2 separate regions of the Homo sapiens genome follow, and region 2 is linked to region 1. A link is an interaction called in ENCODE POLR2A ChIA-PET data of the cell type or tissue named here. Cell type or tissue: OCI-LY7. All regions are shown on one strand. Links, peaks and the distances in the headings refer to the core of each region. The heading gives the core; the rest is flanking DNA. Region 1 overlaps OAZ2 (ornithine decarboxylase antizyme 2). Region 2 overlaps CSNK1G1 (casein kinase 1 gamma 1).

The links. Peaks named below come from ENCODE experiments on the same cell type or tissue, not always from the same donor. Only the 100,000 strongest peaks of a DNase experiment are listed, where the experiment ranks them.
Region 2: POLR2A ChIA-PET joins it to region 1 with 12 read pairs; 4 of 35 experiments call an interaction of 5 or more read pairs at or near these places.

What each region holds. Positions count from the first base shown.
Region 1 is chr15:64,690,287-64,700,643 of GRCh38, forward strand. OAZ2 (ornithine decarboxylase antizyme 2) reads right to left here. Exons shown (of 5, transcript NM_002537.3): 2 at 1,148-1,305; 3 at 88-263. Among named protein-coding and RNA genes, the nearest start is that of OAZ2, 7.8 kb to the right of the region's middle. RefSeq lists enhancers at 9,278-10,114, 10,115-10,357. In OCI-LY7, for the core only: no CTCF peak of the experiment used is centred there; a DNase peak (open chromatin) is centred at 5,405; H3K27ac peaks cover 706 bases.
Region 2 is chr15:64,292,785-64,302,954 of GRCh38, forward strand. It overlaps CSNK1G1 (casein kinase 1 gamma 1), which reads right to left. Exons shown (of 12, transcript NM_022048.5): 2 at 7,535-7,939. The coding sequence starts at 7,715. Among named protein-coding and RNA genes, the nearest start is that of CSNK1G1, 58 kb to the right of the region's middle. In OCI-LY7, for the core only: no CTCF peak of the experiment used is centred there; no DNase peak of the experiment used is centred there.

The DNA.
Region 1 (10,357 bases), core at 1,398-9,397:
CTCCCCTACAATTCTGTTACCCACAGTAAACATATACTCTTCTCTGGAATGGGACCTCCTTTCCCTCCCCAGCATTTGGCTCTTTACCCTTCTTTGCTCCCATCAGCTAATAATCCATCTGGGATTTCTACAAACAGGCTCTGGCTGGACAGGACTGCATCCCAAGAAGAGACCTTCACCTCGGTGACCTCATACTGGAAGTGGACGATGTGAGGTTTTCCATCATTCACAGGGAGGTCCTGGGTCACAGTGAGCTTCTCGTCCTGGGAAGGAAAGCAGGGCAGAGGACCAGGTCACTACTGCTTCTGGCCATATCATCCACTCCCTAATCTAGGCGATGCTGGGAGTCCCCTTAGGCCAGTGTCAGGGTAGCGTGGGATAGAGGCCATGCTGAAAACGCAGAGCTTCATGATGGCTAAAAGGAGCTGTCACTCACCAGGCACTAAGACCAGTTGATGGTGGTAAAAGCTAGCAAAACAGAAAGGGAAATATTTACCTAAATTGTCCACTAGGTGCCAAGTACAAAGTGCTGTCCCATATATTACCTTTATCATCATGACAAGCACTTGAGATGGTAATTAACAACTCCACTTTAAGTCTGAGAATAATGAAGCAACTGACCCAAGGCTCCAAAGACAGTGAATGGCAGAGATGAGATTCAAACCCAGGTCTCCCTGACTCGAAAGCCCACGCTTTCCCCCAACACCATGTTCTTTTCCTTCCCTGTCAGAAAGGGAAATACCAAAAACAAATGAGGGTATGTATGAGGGTTTGGCTGGAGCCCCAGTCAGCCAAAGTCTGATTCCAAGTGGACTGCAGGGTCCGTGTTATCTCCCTTGGGCACAATCTCAAAAGCCCAGAATTCAGCTGCCTTGCTAACCTTCCATCCCAGTCTTAGTGAGAAGCTAAACTAACTTCTGGGCCTCAATTACAGCAGATTAAAAGGCAACAAATGGTGCTGATATCTCTCCTCTAGTATTCCCAATAAGCCATGCAACAGCCTCAGCTGAAAGAGTCCTTCACAGTCCCCCCACTGGCCTAGGCTAAGAGCCAGAAGACTAAGAAAGTGATTATTCCCCTTGAGCAGCAGCACAGTGGAGTCTGAGAAAGCTCCAACCCCAGCCTTCCATCCCAGGGTCCTCCTTACCTTATATATTAGAGCTGAGAGAGAAGGATCCCTGCCGCCCCCTCGCCCACCGGGGATCTTCGACAGTGGGTGAGGGGCATCAGGAGCACCACAGAGGCCCTGGAACAATGTGCCTGCAGCACTGGAGCTGGGGACAGTTACTCAAAGGCAAAATACTACTGCAAGAGACAGAGAGGGTGAGACAGTAAACACCAAGACTTGACGATTTTTTTTTTTTTTGAGGCGGAGTCTCGCTCTGTCGCCCAGGCTGGAGTGCAGTGGCACGATCTCGGCTCACTGCAACCTCCACCTCCCAAGCTCAAGCGATTCTCCTGTCTCAGCCTCCCGAGCAGCTGGGATTTCAGGTGCACGCCACCATGCCCAGCTAATTTTTCTATTTTTAGTAGAGATGGGGTTTCACCATGTTGGCCAGGCTGGTCTCGAACTCCCGACCTCATGATCCACCCACCTCAGCCTCCCGAAGTGCTAGGACTATAGGCGTGAGCCACTGCGCCCGGCCAAGATGTAAAGATATAACTCAAATCCCACCCCCACCCCATCCTGGCTCTCTCTAAACAAGGGAAGGCTTATGAACGCTCCCAGCTGCCCCAGTCCTGTGGGCTTCAGCTTCCAGAACTACGCTGCTGTCTTAAGGGGAACCCACCGTGTTGCAAAGTCATGGGGAGGAAGTCTCAGGAGGGCCAAGGGACTCCAGCTGGGTTTATTTGACCGGAGGAGCACCTAGCAATCTTCTAACAAATCACTGTGGCACTGGGCAGACCTTGGAAATCACCAGGTCCTGGCTTACCTGCCAAGCCTCAAACCCTGTGCCAGTCTCTTTTCATTTCCCTATGGTGCCTCAACCACCTATGTGGCAGAATCAAAAAGGCCCACAGTTACAGGCTGGAGAGGGGAAGTCATATGGTCTGGGTACCCTGTTCCTGAGGAACTCTCAAGGCTACTTCCCCAGTGATGGCCCCATCCCCCTTCTGAGCAAAGGAACTGGGGTGAGAAACTTTTTTTTTTTTTTTTTTTTTTTGAGACAGAGTTTCACTCGTTTCCCAGGCTGGAGTGCAGTGGTACGCACTTGGCTCACTGCAACCTCTGCCTCCCAGGTTCAAGTGATTCTCCTGCCTCAGCCTCCCAAGTAGCTGGGATTACAGGCATGCGCCACCACGCCTGGCTAATTTTGTATTTTTTAGTAGAGACAGGGTTTCACCATGTTGGTCAGGCTGGTCTGGAACTCCTGACCTCCAGTGATCCGCTGGCCTCAGCCTCCCAAAGTGCTGGGATTACAGGCATGAGCCACCACACCCAGCTGGAGTGAGAAATCATTTAACCAAATCCCTCAATGGTTAAGAATAAAACTAAATCCAGGGATTTGGCTCCCAGAGCAGAGGTACACAATAGTACATAGAATACTGTGATGTCTGATTTGCCCCTGGTATGCACCAAATGCTGGGCCTTCTTGCCCTTCTTTGCTGATCCTTTCGTGACCTGAGCGTGGGAGGTCACATAATAGTGATGTGGTCAGAACACACACTCAGATGTGCTGGGTGCAGGCTATGTGCTGGGAGAGGAGGATACGTGCTATGACCTGAGTAAAGAATCCAATAATCAGACAGATTATAGCAGGTAAAAGGCTCCTAAAAGAGCTGTCACCTTACTGGCCACCTTGATTTTCGGATGGACCCAACAGGGCTGTAGATCTGCTCAACTGTCTTTGAATCCAATTTAGTGGTTCCTTAGACTGAGATGTAGTTCATTCCCTAGGCCAAGGGCAAGTGAAACAGAGAAGGAGGTAAATTGTGTGTGTGTGTACACACCACGACTCAGCAACAGGCCTGTTCCCCAGCCACCACACATCAGCCTCAGAGCAGCTGGAATGCACTGGATACATTTAGCGGGTATTGCAGTGGTGTGCTGGGGCCAGCTCACACAATCGTGCACATCTCTTGCCAAATATGTGTTTAATGATGTCATGTTGGTAGCCTGAATTGGCCAAAGGAGGAGTATTTACACTGCGAAAGTCCCCAAATGCTGTAAGTCAGGGCTTTTTTTTCCCTGAAAGCCATTGTAAAACGGTGTGAGGTAACTATTCTTCACACTGTCCTTTGCTTTATATAGCATGGCATGCCAATTTTGGATTCTTCTAAATGAAGAGCAACAAAACTGAATTCACACCTAACATGGCAATGGTACAGTAACCAAAGGGGCAGTCCTATTAGCAGAACTGTATCTGCACTCCAGCTGAAAATGCAAGTCCAAACCCGTCACTGCTCAGCTCCTAGGGTCTGTTCTCTCAAAGATTTCAACTGGGGGCCTACAAGTATACTTGGAAATTTCTTTGAGAAATGGATTTCCCAGGGAAGTGTCCATGGGTGAGGAGCAGCATCAGTATCTAGGGGTGCACTTTGGGAGGCCGAGGAGGGAGGATCACTTGAGCTCAGGAGTTCAAGACCAGCCTGGCCAACATGGCGAAACCCCACCTCTACTAAAAGTACAAAAATTAGCCGGGCGTGGTGGCAGGTGCCTGTAATGCCAGGTACTCAAAAGCCTGAGGCAGAAGAATTTCTTGAACCCAGGAGGTGGAGGCTGCAGTTAGCCGAGATTGTGCCACTACACTCTAGCCTGGGTGACAGAGCCAGATTCCTCCCCCCCAAAAAAAAAAAAAAAAAATCTAGGGGTGTAACCACATATCTACCTCTTCCCTCCTCTGGAAAACCTCAGGTCATCCTCACCTCCTCCACTCTCGGCCTCATCAACAGCTGTTAACAGAAAAGGCTGAACTGGGCGCAGTGGCTCATGCCTGTAATCCCAACACTTTGGGAGACAGAGACGGGTGGATCACTTGAAGTCAGGAGTTTGAGAGCAGCCTGGCCAATATGGTGAAACCCCATCTCTACTAAAAATACAAAAAAATTAGCCGGGTGTGGTGGTGTGCACCTGTAGACCCACCTACTCAGGAGGCTGATGCAGGAGAATCACTTGAACCTGGGAGGTGGAGGCTGCAGTGAGCCAAGATTGTGCCACTGCACTCCAGCCTGGATGACAGAGCGAAACTTCAGCTCAAAACAAAAACGGCCAGGCGTGGTGGCTCACGCCTGTAATCCCAGCAGTTTGGGAGGCCAAAGTGGATGGATCACCTGAGGTCAGGAGTTTGAGACCAGCTTGGCCAACATGGTGAAACCCCGTCTCTACTGAAAACACAAAAATTAGCCGGGTGTGGTGGAGCGTGCCTGTAGTCCCAACTACTAAGGAGGCCGAAGCAGGAGAATCGCTTGAACCCGGGAGGTGGAGGTTGCAGTGAGCCAAGACCACGCCACTGCACTCCAGCCGGAGCAACAAGAGCAAAACTCTGTCTCAAAAAAACAAAAACAAACAAAAAAACAGAAAGGGCTTAACAGAGGACTATGCTACTGTTTTCAAGGACAGGAGTTATTTTCTGCTGGGGACAATGAGCTATTGTGATTCCCCCTTCCAATGTGTTAAGGGGCAGAATAACAGTGTCCAGACTAGAAAAAATAAGACAAGAGTTTGGTGAGGGGAGTTTCCCCAAGCAAATGCACACACATGCACCACATCATATGATTCCGTTCTCATTCCCCAATGATCACTTCTCTGTGCTGAGGTTCCTGCAGGGGCATAAGGAGGGCTGGACCACGGGAGAAAGCTGGTTTGCTTCTATTGGTCAGTGGAGCTACCCAAAGATGGGGCAAACCCCTCTGGGATAGACAGATTATCATCTTGTATACAGAGAATTAATTAGGTTCACAAAATAACCCTATCAATCACCAAGCCCTTGCAATTCTAGAATTCTGGTGCCAGGCTCCTACTTCCAAAGGAATTATTCCTCAAATGGTCTTTAGATGAGCGAGCTGCATTCAACCTCTGCCCTGCATCCCAACTACCATCTTGATTCTTAGCTAATTTTTACTTGCAAACAGCAGAAGCAATGGGCCAACTCACTGAAAAGACAAGAATAAAGTGAGGATTTTTTTTTAGACCATAATACCCTTTGTCTTCCTAGAAGTAATCCCTGGAGCCTGCCTGCCCTGTGTCCAGCACTAATCTATGAGCTTGTGATATTTCTTTCTTTAAGCTAGTCATATTTAGCAGTGGGGCTTGTGATATTTCTGGTTTCCTGATCTCTCTCCTCTTCAAATAAACGCAAGATATCTACGCCATGGTAACATGTCATTTACTTCCCCATTCTCACATACAAGGATCCTGGAGGCTCTCTGCTCCTCCCCCATAAATCTGCGCAGATAAGCAAGTGTGTGTGTGAGTGGGGGTGGAGGGGTGTTTCAAGCCCCCACTCTGGGAACTAGTTCCAGTTCCCTAAAAGAAACAGCTGGGGTTTGCGATAAGTTTAGTAGACAGTAGATCACAATAATTATCTTCATCGTCCACATAAAGCATCTGTTATTAGTTACTTGCTGTGAATGGCAAATTGCTTCTCTTCCAAAAAACCTGTCATTTCTGAAGTGAGAAAGGAAGGGGGATGGGTACGTATGTGGTAGTTAAAGACATTAAGGGGCATGAAATTACCCAGTAATGGCCTTCTCTTCTGATAATGGCTTTAGTGTTCAAATGGTATTGAAGCTACGCCACCAAGCTCATTAGGAATAATGAATCCTGGAAGAATTTAAGCACAACAGACAGTGACTTCTAAACACAAGTCTTCCTATCATAAGATCCAAACCAGGTTGGGTTTCATATTCAGTTTAGTCTTGTTTCTAACTGGCTCCTATCCCCAGCTTTTTCCAATCCTTCCTCACCTCCTGGTCACACCACTTGAGGGCAGGCATTGTTTAATCTCAACCACCTAAAGGATGATTTAAGAAACAGGCTGGGCATGGTGGCTCATCCCTGTAATCCCAGCACTTTGGGAGGCTGAGGTAGGAGAATTGCTTGAACCAGGGAGGCGGAGGTTGCAGTGAGCTGAGATCGTGCCACTGCACTCCAGCCTGGGTGACAGAGCGAGACTGTCTCAAAAAAAAAAAAAAAGAATCTCAGTCCTTTTCAGAGGCTGAAAAGATCAGGCTGATTAAGGAAAATCAAATGTATCAGACCGAACCCAAACATCCAGCTGGGCTGGTCCTGCTTTGGAAGAGAAAAAAATACATATATCCCATGCCAGAAACTAAGGTGTCAGGTATCCAGCATACAAGGCAATTCGGAAGAGAGATGGAAGATTAGAGCCAATCTGTTAGTGCCTTTTATTTTCTCAGTGATAGGACATGCCCTTGGAAACACTCCTCAGAATACATATGAGTGCTACTAACATATCACATCCTGCTGCCTCTAATTTAAAGTGTCTGTGAAACTGTTGTCTGAAATGCCCTTAGCAGGTTACAATTTCACACACTGACTACAGACAGGCAGCGTATGCAGCAGATGTACAGCTGGGCAATGATGATGGTAAATAAAATTTTTATAATTCAAATGCTATTTCTAAATCTCTAGGGTACTTACTATTTAGAATTAACCTTAAGTCTCTTGATAAAAGTAAAGGATCTTCTGTTAAAGAATCACTTCCAGCCGGGCGCAGTGGCTCACGCCTGTAATCCCAGCACTTTGGAAGGCAGAGGCAGGCAGATCACAAAGTCAGGAGATCAAGACCATCCTGGCCAACATGATGAAACCCCGTCTCTACTAAAAATACAAAAATTAGCTGGGCGTGGTGGTACACGCCCGTAGTCCCAGCTACTTGGGAGGCTGAGGCAGCAGAATCGCTTGAACACGGGAGGCAGAGGTTGCAGTGAGCCAAGACTGCACCACTGCACTCCAGCCTGGCAAAAGAGCGAGACTCTGCCTCAAAAAAAAAAAAAAAAAAATTACTTCCAGCTGTCTTTAGTCAGTTTTGATTTACATACAGTTGGTCCTCTATATCCACAGGTTCCACATTCGTGGATTTGACCAACCATGGATCAAAAATACTCAGGAAAAAAATAAACAACAGCATAATAAAAAAAAGTACAAATAAAAAGAGCACTAAAACTATTTACATAGCATTTACATTGTGTTATGCATTATAAGTAATCTAGAGATAATTTAAAGTATATGGGAAGATATATGTAGGTTATATGTAAATACTACACTATTTTATATAATGGACCCTTGGATTTTGGTAAGGGGAAGGTCCTGAAAGCAATCCCCCACAGATGGCTACCAAAAGAGTACAGAGTACACAGAGAAGAGATTCCATATAAAAGTAATTCTGTGAGTAACTTCCACTTAGCTACATCTAAAAAATACTTGAATTCAAATTCTCCTTAATATACTTCTGATCATGTTTCACTTGAATCAGTAGCCTCCTTCGCTCATTCAATTCTGCACCCTTTCTCTCTGGTTTCTATTACCTGTCAGAGAAAGTCAGATGGCCTTGGTATTAGCTACCTTTTGGTATCAATTGAAGACATGAAAACCACATTCCCAACACAGTTCTACATTCATTTCCCCCTCTCAACCTCTTCTGACCCATTCTTGTCTCAGGCCCTGCCTCATAGAACACCCAAAGGTGCCCTCACTTCCCTCATACAGGTAGCTTTTACTCTGAGACTAGGAATGTCTTTGATGACTAATCCCTACGCAAAAAGATGTGCCATCACTTAGCAAAATAGAAAGTAAGAAAGGTGAGAGGGTGATGACCACCTCCAGTCTAGTGTGGCTGTAGAGGCTGATTTCCAGCTACCGATGCCCCTTCCATCTGAGAAAGGGCCCCTGGGCAGATGCCAGGCAAAAGTCATTTCACTAGGGCTATTCTGCGTTCCACAGGGACTCTTCTTGCTAAGCACAATTATAAAGAAAATGACATCACCACTCTGAATCACAGGCTGAAAGCAAAATTGGGTTTTGGTTGATTCTCCACAAGAAACACAGTTATAGTGATAGCTAGAATATCTGTGCCTTTGGGGTTTGCTTATCACACAGCTGATATTGGTACATATGCCAAAGGAACGCACAATCACATATGCTACCAGAGGTGAGTGGATAGCTAGGTAATCAAGCTTTAATATAAGACTTTACTTTTACATATTAAGTACCTCAATCTAGTTTGCAGAGTAAGGTCATCACACAGTGCCAGCCTCTTCCCAGGACAGAATTACATCATTGTTTATATAGTATCAAAGGACTAAGAAATTTTCTTAAGGTTTATCTTATACAAAGCATTTTACACTACTGCTGCTAACCGGACACTACCTGTTTTGTTCACTTTAAGTGACAAAATTCTTGCCTGCCTACTTGTCCCTTTCTTGTCTATAACTTTTTTTTTTTTTTTTAAGAGATGGGGCATCTCACTATGTTGCCCAGGCTGGTCTTGAACTCCTGGGCTCAAGCAATCGTCTCAGCCTCCCAAAGTGCTGGGATTACAGGTGTGAGCCACCATGCCTGGCCTGGTCTGTAACTTTGGCTTCATAACCTTCTAAATCATGGCACCAACTTGAATCAACACTGCATACTCTTTCAAAAAGGGATGAATTACTCATTTTGTTTTTCTAGAAATGCACATTTGTAACATCCCTCTATCCCACTCCTCAGTCCCCTTTTTTATATTTTTGAGCAGCTCTGAGGCTAAATTTGGATTTCTTGGCAGAGTGAGGAATTGCTATTATTAGCCCACACTGCTTTCTGAAGCATAGCTCTGATTTTGGGGGATTCCTGACTATACTAGGAGAGTCTGTGTCTGTCTCTCTCTCTCTCCTCTTTGACTCTCTCCTCTCTCTCTCCCCTCTCTCCTCTCCCCCAACCCTCCTACCATAGAGTGACCTTGAAGGCACATCATTGGAAAACTGGCTCTCCCTACCACCCCATGCCCAACAAGCCATATTGTCAATAAATAAGGAATAACTGAAACCAGACCCTTTAGGAAGAGACAGAAATTCCATTACCCAGGAAACCACTCAGTGAAGATGCTGATAGTTCTGATATGTTCTTATGCCCTGCCCCCTTCCCCCAAAAAACCACCTGCAGAACCAAATGTTTCTCCTCAAAGCCCATCAGCACAGATTGATAATAATATCACTATCAAGCCAGGGCTAGTGCTTCTCTACATACTGTACTGTCACAGGTACAAAGCAAGCCCTGGACAGATACTGTCTCCCTGCCCCCACAAATCCAGGGAGAAAAAGACCAGGAAGCTTGATTTCCTTGGATTTAAACCTCATGTTCAAAAAGGATAATAAAGGTGCTCGTACTTGTATCTTCTTCCCTCCCCCACCATCAGGAATTCTGACATTTTGGAAGTACCAATCAGAATAACACTGGAAAGGAAGAGCCTTGTTTTCAAAACATAGTGCCAGCTCCTCTGCAACTATTTCTTCCAGGAAACCAAGCCTCCACCTCCTGAGTTTTTCACTGGAGCCAGGGAAGCTGAAAATCCCATCCCCCACCCAATGGGAGCTAAATTCCCAGCCAGCTCCCCACTCTATGGATATGAAACACTCGAGAACACTGACTGGGAAGAACATCCGGCTCTTATCAGAATCCCTAGTTAGGACTCTACCAGGATTCCTTTTAGAAAGTTAGGGGCAGGCCCAAGGAATCTAGGAAACACGCTATGGAAATGGGATTGCCATCACTCAAAGAAACCAGACACCCTGCACACAACACCCCACCCCCAGGCCAAGTGGAGGAGCCTGATCCAAGGCCTAGCTCCTACCCAGGCCCTGGCAGGCCAGTTGGCTCCTCTCTCCACCTGCCTCTCATACAGCCAGGCCCCTCAAATTACCAACACGCTAAGCAAGGGCCCTGGAGACAAGCAAGCCTGTTTTGCCACTTAGGAAGCTGGAAAGAATTTTCGAGTCAAGTTAACCCAACCCCCTCTTCTTTTCACATGTAAGCACACTGGCTCAGCCAGAACTCAGGTCTTTCAACCTCACAGTTGGTGAAGACTCTTACATGTTGGTTCCAAGTTGCTCAACTCTCAGGGCTCAGCCTACAAAAGACTCGGCATTTCGACCAGCTCAGTCCAGAGGACTCCAGAGAATGACTGCTGAGACCACCCCACTTTCCAACCCCCACTACAGACACACAAAAAGAACAGAAAAAAAAGTCTATCTCACATACCCCTTGAGTGGGTTTTGTTGTAGGTCTCTCTGCTCCCCTCCACCCCTGTGCTTCATCCTGCCCTCTCTCATACCTGCCATCTATCCTCAGCACACACGGCGCCTTTGCCACAAGTAACACCTTTGCATCCAGCACTCTCCGTGTCTATATCCGCCTCCA
Region 2 (10,170 bases), core at 1,382-9,381, 400 kb before region 1:
GGGCATGGTGGCGGGCACCTGTAATCCCAGCTACTCAGGAGGCTGAGGCAGGAGAACTGCTTGAACCTGGGAGGCAGAGGTTGCAGTGAGCCAATATCGCGCCACTGCACTCCAGCCTGGTGATAGAGCGAGACTCCATCTCATAAATAAATAAATAAATAAATATCATCTATCTACTTATTCTTGCAACTAAGAAAAACATCAGCAATTATTTGTACATTGAGGATGTATATTTTCTTAACTCTAGAGGAAAATAATTTTATTTTAATGTTTACATGATTCTTTCCAGGCCTGATTCAGCAGAAGGCTCAAAACTTTAAAAATGAGAAAGTTCTCACAAGATTCCCCATGATTTTCAGTTAGTATCAATCTATAAAATCTGTTTTCATCCCATCATGTCCTCCTACCTACACAATCACTATCCATCAATTTTCCCTTCTGTCTTAAATCTTCATAATTCTCCTTTCATTGAGGCAGTACACAAAAGACTCCACAGAAATAATCTTTCCATTGAAAATGAGCAAAGGCCACATAGAAATACTCTTTAAAAAAATAAGCAAATATGTGTAAGTATGTTTAACTTCACCTATGAACACATACACATTTAAGTAATACCATTTTCCCCTATCAGACTGTCATAGATGAAAAGATTCTTGATATTGTTTAAGATTTCTGAAGCACTGGAGGAAATAAGCACAAGGACACACATACACACAAAGTGAAACATCTTTTTGGAGGGCAAACTGACAATGTGTAACAAAATTGCAAACGTACATATCCTTTGACACAAAAAGTACGCTTCCAGGATGTAGTCTAAGAAATTAAACCAACTTTAAATACAAGGAGATCGAGTAGACCAGTGCCAGTCCGTGGCCCTGTTAGGAACCAGGCTGCATGGCAGGAGGTGAGCAGTGGGTAAGCAAGCATTACCACCTGAGTGCCACCTGAAAGATCAGTGGCAGCATTAGATTCTCACAGGAGTGCAAACCCTATTACTGTGCATGTGAGGGATCTAGCCTACATCTAATACTTGATGATCTAGGGTGGAACAGTTTCATCCTGAAACCATCCTCCACCCCTGGTACATGGAAAAATTGTCTTCCATGAAATGGGTCCCTGGTGCCAAAAAAGTTGGGGACTGCAGGAGTACTGTATTAATTATAGTATTAAAATACAAAATAATTTTTGTGTATATTGATAATGGCTAAATTGAATACTATAGAAATATTTAAAATTGATGAGATATATTTAAGTTGAAACAAGATGTTCATGCTCTATTAAGCAATAAAAAGAGGCTTCTTTTTTTGAGACGGAGTCTCACTCTGTCTCCCAGGCTGGAGTGCAGTGGTGCAGTCTCAGCTCACTGCAACCTCCATCTCCCAGGTTCAACTGGTTCTCCTGTCTCAGCCTTCCGAGTAGCTGGGATTACAGGCGTCCGTCACCAAGCCCGGCTAATTCTTTGTATTTTTAGTAGAGATGGGGTTTCACCATGTTGGCCAGGCTGGTCTCAAACTCCTGATCTCAGGTGATCCGCCCACCTCGGCCTCTCAAAGGGCTGGGATTACAGGCATGAGGCACCACGCCCAGCCATAAGAGGAAGCTTAGAGCACAATTTGATTGCATTTCTAAAATATGTCCTAATACACATTTTTGAGCTGTAGAAAATTAAACCATCATTACTGGTTATCTCCACAGACACCTCTAAAGTAGAATTAAAAAAAAATTTTAAGCAATAAGTGTATTTTCTTTTTAAAAAAATTTGCTTTAATGAAATTGTTTTGCTTTGATTACTACTTTTTGCTGATTACAAAATACACATGGCTCATTTTAAAAAGATAGGGAAGGGCCAGGAGTGGTGGCTCATACCTGTAATCCCAGCACTTTGGGAGGCCAAGGCAGGCAGATCACCTGAGGTCAGGAGTTCAAGACCAGCCTGGCCAACATGGTGAAACCCCGTCTCTACAAAAAATACAAAAAATTAGCTGGGCGTTGTGGCAGGTGCCTGTAATCCCAGCTACTTGGGAGACTGAGGCAGGAGAATCGCTTGAACTCAGGAGGCGGAGGTTGCAGTGAGCCAAGATCGTGCCATTGCACTCCAGCCTGGACAACAAGAGTGAAACTTCGTCTCAAAAAAAAAAAAAAAAAAAAAAAGAGGGTCGGGGGGTGGCCAGGCGCGGTGGCTCATGCCTATAATCCCAGCACTTTGGGAGGCCGAGGTGGGTAGATCACAAGGTCAGGAGATCAAGACCATCCTGGCTAACATGGTGAAACCCCATCTCTAGTTTGGTGTGATTTCTTAATCCCTATCTCAAGCCTAACTTTCTAAGTCTCAGATATGCATTTCTGCATATGTGTCACCCAGTCCTCAAATATTCACAAACTCTATCTTACCTGCCTTCCCAACCACTCTCCCTAGTCCTATATTTACTATCTCAATTAACTCATTTATGCCTAGTGTTCCATTATTGGAACGCTAGGCTGGTGGGAGTTATTTATATACACTGCTCGAGGTCATCACCAAGGTCTGATTTTTCACAAAAAAATTTGCAGCTTCCGGCATAAATGGGTTTACATCTTCCTCATTTATAAGGTCTCTTCAAGCTGGCACATTTAGTCATCTTTGACTTCTTCCCATCAAATAATTAGTGACTAAATCCTGCCTAAAGTCTATGTCTAAAATTTCTAATTTACCCTGTCCTCTCTCCATCTCACTTCCATTTTCAGAGCTAAGACCAAAGGCCCTGCTACTTCTGACCTGGACAATTCAGCCTTTCTTGAGTACCCATTACATACCACACACAGTGAAAGGAATTAGAATATGAGGACTAAAAAGCAAAGTAATACCCTTACACCTATCTTGGGAGAGAGAAATGGAAGAATAAAGTACAACATGATAAGTATTACAATTAGAGCAAAATCTACAAGATGTCAACTTCTTTCCTATTTGATCTAATCTTACAATACAACCCGAATTCTCTTTCTGGAATATAAACTAGATTATGTCACTCTGTTGTAAAACTCCTGATGATTCGACCCCATTGCCTACAGGATAAAGTCCAAATGCTTTAATATATGCAAACACTTCACAATTTCGTCCCAACTTACCTAAAAGCTTCATTCTATTACTTTTCTTTCACTTCACATCCTATGACCCAGTCATGTATAACTAAATGCTGCTGTGATATGCTGGGCACTTGCACAGTATCTAGTGATTGTGTATCCTGCACAAGCTCTTCTTCCTTATGTCTACCAGCAGAAATCCTGTCCTATCATCAAATCATACCTCCTCTTTGAAGCCTTTATTAACCTTCTCTGCCAATGTAGTTTCCATACAATCTGGTTTTTTGTTTGTTTGAGACACGGTCTCACTCTGTCGCCCAGGCTGGAGTGCAGTGATGTGATCTTGGCTCATGGTAGCATCAGGCTCCCAGGCTCAAGCCATCCTCCCATCTCAGCCTCCCAAGTAGCTAGGACTACAGGTGCATACCACCACACCCAGCTAATTTTTGTATTTTTTGTAGAGACGAGGTTTTGCCACGTTGCTCATGTTGGTATTGAAATCCTAAGCTCAAGTCATCTGCCTGCCTTGGCCTCCCAAAGTGCTGGGATTACAGGCATAAGCCACTACACCCAGCCCCCAATCTGCTATATTATCACTTTGTATTGCAATTTGTTTTTCTCTGTCTACCACTAGACTGTGGTATTTGTAGAGACAAAAACTATATCTTCTTATTTCTATCCTTCCCAGAGTCTAGTATCAGTAAATATTCAAGAAATAGTTGTTAAATGTATGATGAAGGCTGGGTGCAGTGGCTCACGCCTGTAATCCTAGCACTTTGGGAGGCTGACGTGGGCAGATCACCTGAGGTCAGGAGTTCGAGACCAGCCTGGCCAACATGGTGAAACCCTGCCTCAACTAAAAATAAAAAATTAGCCGGGCATGGAGGCACACGCCTGTAATCCCAGCTACTTGGGAGGCTGAGACAGGAGAATCACTTGAACCCGGGAGGCAGAGGTTGCAGTGAGCCGAGATTGTGCCACTGCACTCTAGCCTGGGCAAAAAGAGCAAAACTCCATCTAAAAGAAAAAAAAAAAAGAAAACTGTATAATGGGGTGGAAACATTTGCAGAGAACCAAAATGCACTATCGTTACTTTTTTTTTTTTTTTTTTTTTTTTGCTGTTTGGAACCGATAGGTCTACTATCTACCACCACCCCCACATAAACCTGGAGCCCAAAGAAAGTATGCTTTATTTTCCCCCCTCTTCCTATTCATCAGCTTTTTATCCTTCCATCTCATAAATAACAGTAAACAATACAGAAAGAATCCCTGCCCTTTAAAGGGCTTATATTCAAGTAAGGAGAGGCAATTAATAGGGAAACATACATATGGTCATTTCAGATAGTGATGAATGCAATGAATAAAATAAAGCAGTTTGACGAGACAGGATGTGCTAGAGAAGAAACGTGCTATTTTAAATGAGAATGAGGAACAAGTGATAGAATGTTTCTCTGAGAAGGTAAGACATAAGCTGAGGCCTAAAGGATGAGAAACAACCCACTACGCAAAATTTTAGGGAAATAATTCTGCAAGCAGAAGGAATTGCAAGTGTAAAGGCTCTGAAGCAGAAATGCACACGGTTGGTCAGGTGTGGCGGCTCACATCTGTAATCCCAACACTTTGGAAGGCCAAGGCAGGAGAATCGCTTGAGGCCAGGAGTTCAAGACCAGCCTGCAAAACATCATCTCTACAAAACATTTAAAAATAAAAAAATTAGCTGGGCGTGTTCTTATGCACTAGCTATTAAGGAGGCTGAAGTAGGAGGATCGCTTGAGCCTGGGAGTTGGAGGCTGCGTGAGCTATGATCATGCCACTGCACTCCAGGGCGGGTAACAGAGCAAGACCCTGTCTCTCAAAAAAAAAAAAAGAATAAGAAGAAATGCACTTGGCTGTTTGACAGACTGTGTGTCTAGGAAAGGAAATTAGTTTAGAGAAGCAGAGCTTTGTAGGTGGTAGCCATGATGTAGGCTGACTGCACCTGCCTTGACTTTGGAATTTTGTAGTTTACAATCTTCTCCTCGCTAATATTAGAACAAGAAAATGACGGAATGGGGTATGCAGCCCACTCTATTGTCAGGAAGATGCCAGATAATTCTGAAAGTATCTTTTCTAGATACAAGGCCATAACAGTATGGTCCCAGGGCTAATGAAAACTTGATAAGCAGAGAAGAGTAAAAGCACATGAAAAGAAAGACAAGTTCTTCTGACTACAGGCAAGTCCAAATGAGAAACATCAAAATTATCTCAGATTCAAAGAGGAAACAAAACACAATACTACTCTGAAAATATATATGGGCTATAAATGTATGCTTTTAACTGAATGAATTTTTCCCTTCCCACGTAAACTTATAATACAAATCTAGACTTCAGTGATTAAACAGATTTCCACTTTTAATTCACCAAGGTTTTTCTTCACTTTCACAGAAATGAAACAATTGTCTGATGTTTTGAGAATTCAAAGATTTAGATGCTTTAGAAACTGCCTCTTAGCAATCATTTTATGGATGTTTATGTCATAATTATTTAATCCATCCAAGTAGTACTGTGATGTTACAGTCAATTTATGACATAAAGAAATATTCACAGAACTATTCGTTAAAGCAACTCTGTGATTGCTAGAAAGTAAAGCAGTAATTACACATCTTACTCGTATTGTAAGTAGCATCTGCTGGCTTTGGTAACCCGAACACAATTCTAAATATAAAGATCCTTTCATTATCCTAATTAAGTCCTGAATTTCCAGGTTGTCAGCCTTCTAACAGTAAAAATAAATCCATTCTCATCATTCTTAAATTCAAATGGTCTCTGGCTAGTATAGTGATGTTTCTCCAAGGCTCTCTATGGGGGATCAGAGATAAGATTTTGTCCATGTTCTCTATGCAGGACCATCACAAGTAGCAGAGGTGGTCAGGCGTAGTGGCTCAGCCTGTAATCCCAGCACTTTGGGAGGCCGAGGCGGGTGGATCACTTGAGGCCAGGAGGTCAAGACCAGCCTGGCCAATATGGCAAGAGCCCGTCTCCACAAAAATACAAAAAAAAAAAAAATAAGCTGGGCATGGTGGCACATGCCTGTAAGTCCCAGCTACTCTGGAGGATGAGGCACAAGAATCACTTGAACCTGGGAAGAGGAGGTTGCAGTGAGCTGAGATCGCACCACTGCACTCCAGCCTGGGTGACAGAGCAACACTCCATCTCAAAAAGAAAAAGAAGTAGCAGAGGTAACAAACATAATTACATTATGTTCCCACCCTCCCACCACTCCCCCCAAAGGGCCAAAGTTTCTTACAATGAGTCTTCACATTAATCCACAGTCTCAAGAGCTATGAAGGAAAAGAAAACACTTTAGCCTAAAAGATGACCTTTCCACATTCTCCAGGCTAATTTCCAACTTCATATATTTATACGGCCTTTTATTTTCTCTATCCCACTCATCAAGGGAGAGCCATTAAAAAGTATATAAATGGCCGGGCGCGGTGGCTCACGCCTGTAATCCCAGCACTTTGGGAGGCCGAGGCGGGCGGATCACGAAGTCAGAGGATCAAGACCATCCTGGCTAACATGGTGAAACCCTGTCTCTACTAAAAATACAAAAACAAAATTAGCCGGGCGTGGTGGCGGATGCCTGTAGTCCCAGCTACTTGGGAGGTTGAGGCAGGAGAATGGCATGAACCCGGGAGGCAGAGCTTGCAGTGAGCCGAGATCGCGCCACTGCACTCCAGCCTGGGCGACAGAGTAAGACTCCATCTCAAAAAAAAAAAAATTTTATATATATATATAAATACCCAATGTACCTTCTTCCCAATCTCACATTTTTAGACAGATTAATTTTGTCATTATTTTCCATCTCACCCATAAATTCATAATTGAAATAGAAAATCCATTGCCTTAGTTGGGAAATAAAATTGCCTAACTTCTCCTTGGAGTTCTAACTTAATTCTAATGCTGGAAACTCCAGGAAGAAACGCAAACAAATTATCTTTTGGAAAATTTCTCCAAACAGGATGTACTGTATATCCTTGCAGACTAAGCCTGGGTATTACTGAGTAAGGATTTACTCTTTTCTTTTCAGGGGCAGAGTCTGAATTAAACCAAGGCCTTATGTCCTTCTTAAAAGACCAACAGCATCTGCATCACCTGGAATTTGTAAAAATATGCAGAATTTGGGGCTCCACCTCAGACATCCTAAATCAGAGTCTGCATTTTACTGATATCTGTATGCAACTCTATGTTCATCAGAAAATCTCAGAACTGGTAGAAAACTTAAAAGCCCATCGCACACACATAAAGAGAGATGAGCCTTGGATAACAAATAATTGATAATGACTATAGTGCCCCTTCACAAATTATTTCTTAACAACAGGTTCTCCTTAAGAAAAATTTCTTGTAAAACTATAAACGGCTTGTCTTGAAACACACCAAAGCTTATCATAGGTATTGTTGTTAGTAGAAGTCACTGACATAACCAAGTGCTTACCTAATCTGAGCTCTCCGAAGTTCCCACATCCTATCTTCTTGCCAACCCTGAAGTTGGGTCCCACCATAAGAACCCCAGAGGACGATGAGGAGCCAGATGGTCGAGAGCAGTGTGCACTCCTTTGTGCCATGGGTTTAGTTGTCCGTTGTCTTTCATCCTTTTCCCTACTAGGATGGTCCATGATCCTACAGGACAGAGTCTCCTATAGTACAGCAAGTAGCTTCAGTATGTATACCTCTCTTCAATACAAAAGTATGTCCAAATAAATTGTAGTCAGAGAAAGGTAAGGAGTTCTTTTAGCACCATATTTGTTTGTAATGTATCTCCGGGAGATGAAAAACCATTTATTTGTTCCCGTAGGAAATGTAGTCACTAGGTCTCAATCTTAGGTGAACATCTTGTAACCTAGGTAAAAATCAAGAAAACATGTAGTTAAAAATTAAATTTTGAAACAAATTCAGAAAGTCACTACCAATTAGAATGAATCCTATCCAAAGGTGAGCAAAATGCATAGCTTCTGAAATGGGTTTTGGTTTTCTATCCTCCAATAGTTTAACCATCTGGATTAGTTATTCACATAGTATCATAAGCTCAGTAGGCTGCAAACCATAGAAGCTACAGAAACACACAAGCCTTTAATATAGAATGCTTTCTTCTAGTAATGTATCTATGACCAAAAAGAAAGACAATTGTTTTTCATCACTGGCTAACAGAAATACAGAGCAGTGCTAAAATCAAGTTAAAGAAACTGAGGATGATTTAATTTTAAGCTCTTCCTTTTAATTTCGCCAAAACTTATAAGAAATTAGACTATTCACTCCCCCATTCCCCTATCCAAGCATTTACCAAGCACTAGCAAGAATTATGTAATCTTCAGTTACCAATCAACACAGACAACCTCTATGAAGGAACTTCCAAAACTCTATTGGTATTAAGTAGTCCTAAAGTTCTGAAAAGCTAAACTTTTGGTGGTTTTTGCTGTATGCTGAGTATGCAATGACAGAGTGCCAAAAAGAGATCCTTTGCAGAACCCCAAAGTGAAAATAAAGCAAAAAAAAAAAAAAAATCTTAAGCGTAACATTCATCTCTACCAGAATTCTGCAGTGTCCAAATTCAGGACTGAGCCCAACACAAATGTTTGCAATGAGATAATTTTGATGCTATATTTGATTATCCATGTGAGTATTCTTAACAAAAAAAAAAATACTGCTATCACCAATCACATACTAAACACACACTTATATTTCACTTTCATAAATGTTTTCCTTAAAACTTAAGTGAAAAGAAGGCCAGGTGTGGTGGCTCACGCCTGTAATCCCAGCACTTTGGGAGGCCAAGGCAGGCAGATCACCTGAGGTCAAGAGTTTGAGACCACCTGGCCAACATGGCAAAACCCTGTCTCTACTAAAAATATAAAAATTAGCTGGACGTGGTGGCAGGCACCTGTAATCCCAGCTACTCGGGAGGCTGAGGCAGGAGAATAGCTTGAACCTAGGAGGTGGAGGTGGCAGTGAGCCGAGCTCGTGCTACTGCACTCCCACCTGAGTGACAGAGTGAGACTCCGTCTCAAAAAAAAAAAGAAAGAAAGAAAGAAAACTTAAGAGAATTAGAACAAATGTCAAATGTTTGGTTATTATCACCAATTATACAACAAAGCAAAGACACCTATACTCTAAACTTCCTGAGGACCTGTAATTCCCTACTAAAGTAACAGGTAAAAAGCTGTCAGCTGACTGTACAAGTGGGCACATAATCCAATAATACAATCTGTTTGCTTTATTTATTTATTTATTTATTTTTGAGATGGAATTTCGCTCGTTGCCTAGGCTGGAGTGCAATGGCGAGATCTCGGCTAGCTGCAACCTCTGCCTCCCAGGTTCACGCGATTCTCCTGCCTCAGCCTCCCAAGTAGCTGGAATTACAGGTGCCTGCTACCACACCCAGCTAATTTTTTGTATTTTTAGTAGAGACGGGGTTTCACCATGTTGGCCAGGCTGGTCTCGAACTCCTGACTTCAGGTGATCCAACCACCTCAGCCTCCCAAAGTGCTGGGATTACAGGCGTGAGCCACCATGCCTGGCCTCTGATTGCTTTATTATAGTTTAAATAAACTGCTTTTCATTTTTGTTTTCTTTGCTTTACAATAGATTTACATTTATAATGTATATTCTGTAAAGGAAAAAAAAATCAAAGCGATCAAAGGAGGTCAGCAACTACTGAACTTCCTACATGAACAACATTAAGAATTCATATTTCCTCATTGTTTCTCCTATTTTCAAGTATATCCACTATCCCGGTTATCCTTGTCTTTTGCCTAAATCCCTCAAATGATATTAGAAAGAAAGAGAAAAAAATATCATAATTGTTGGGAGTATGTCTATACGTGAGACTGTCAACTATACTTCCTTCCATTATAAGTTAATATGAGGACAGAGGCAGAATGTGTCTTGGCCCAATTCAGTCAATTTATAAGTATTCAATGAACTCACACATTTTCAAAAATTATCACTACAATAGCCTCATTTATAAAGATTTGGAAACTATATTACATTGCCTATTTCTCTTCATATTTTTCATTTTTGCTCACTGTTTTTTCCAACAGATGGATGTTATTTTTATAATACTTTGCACTAATT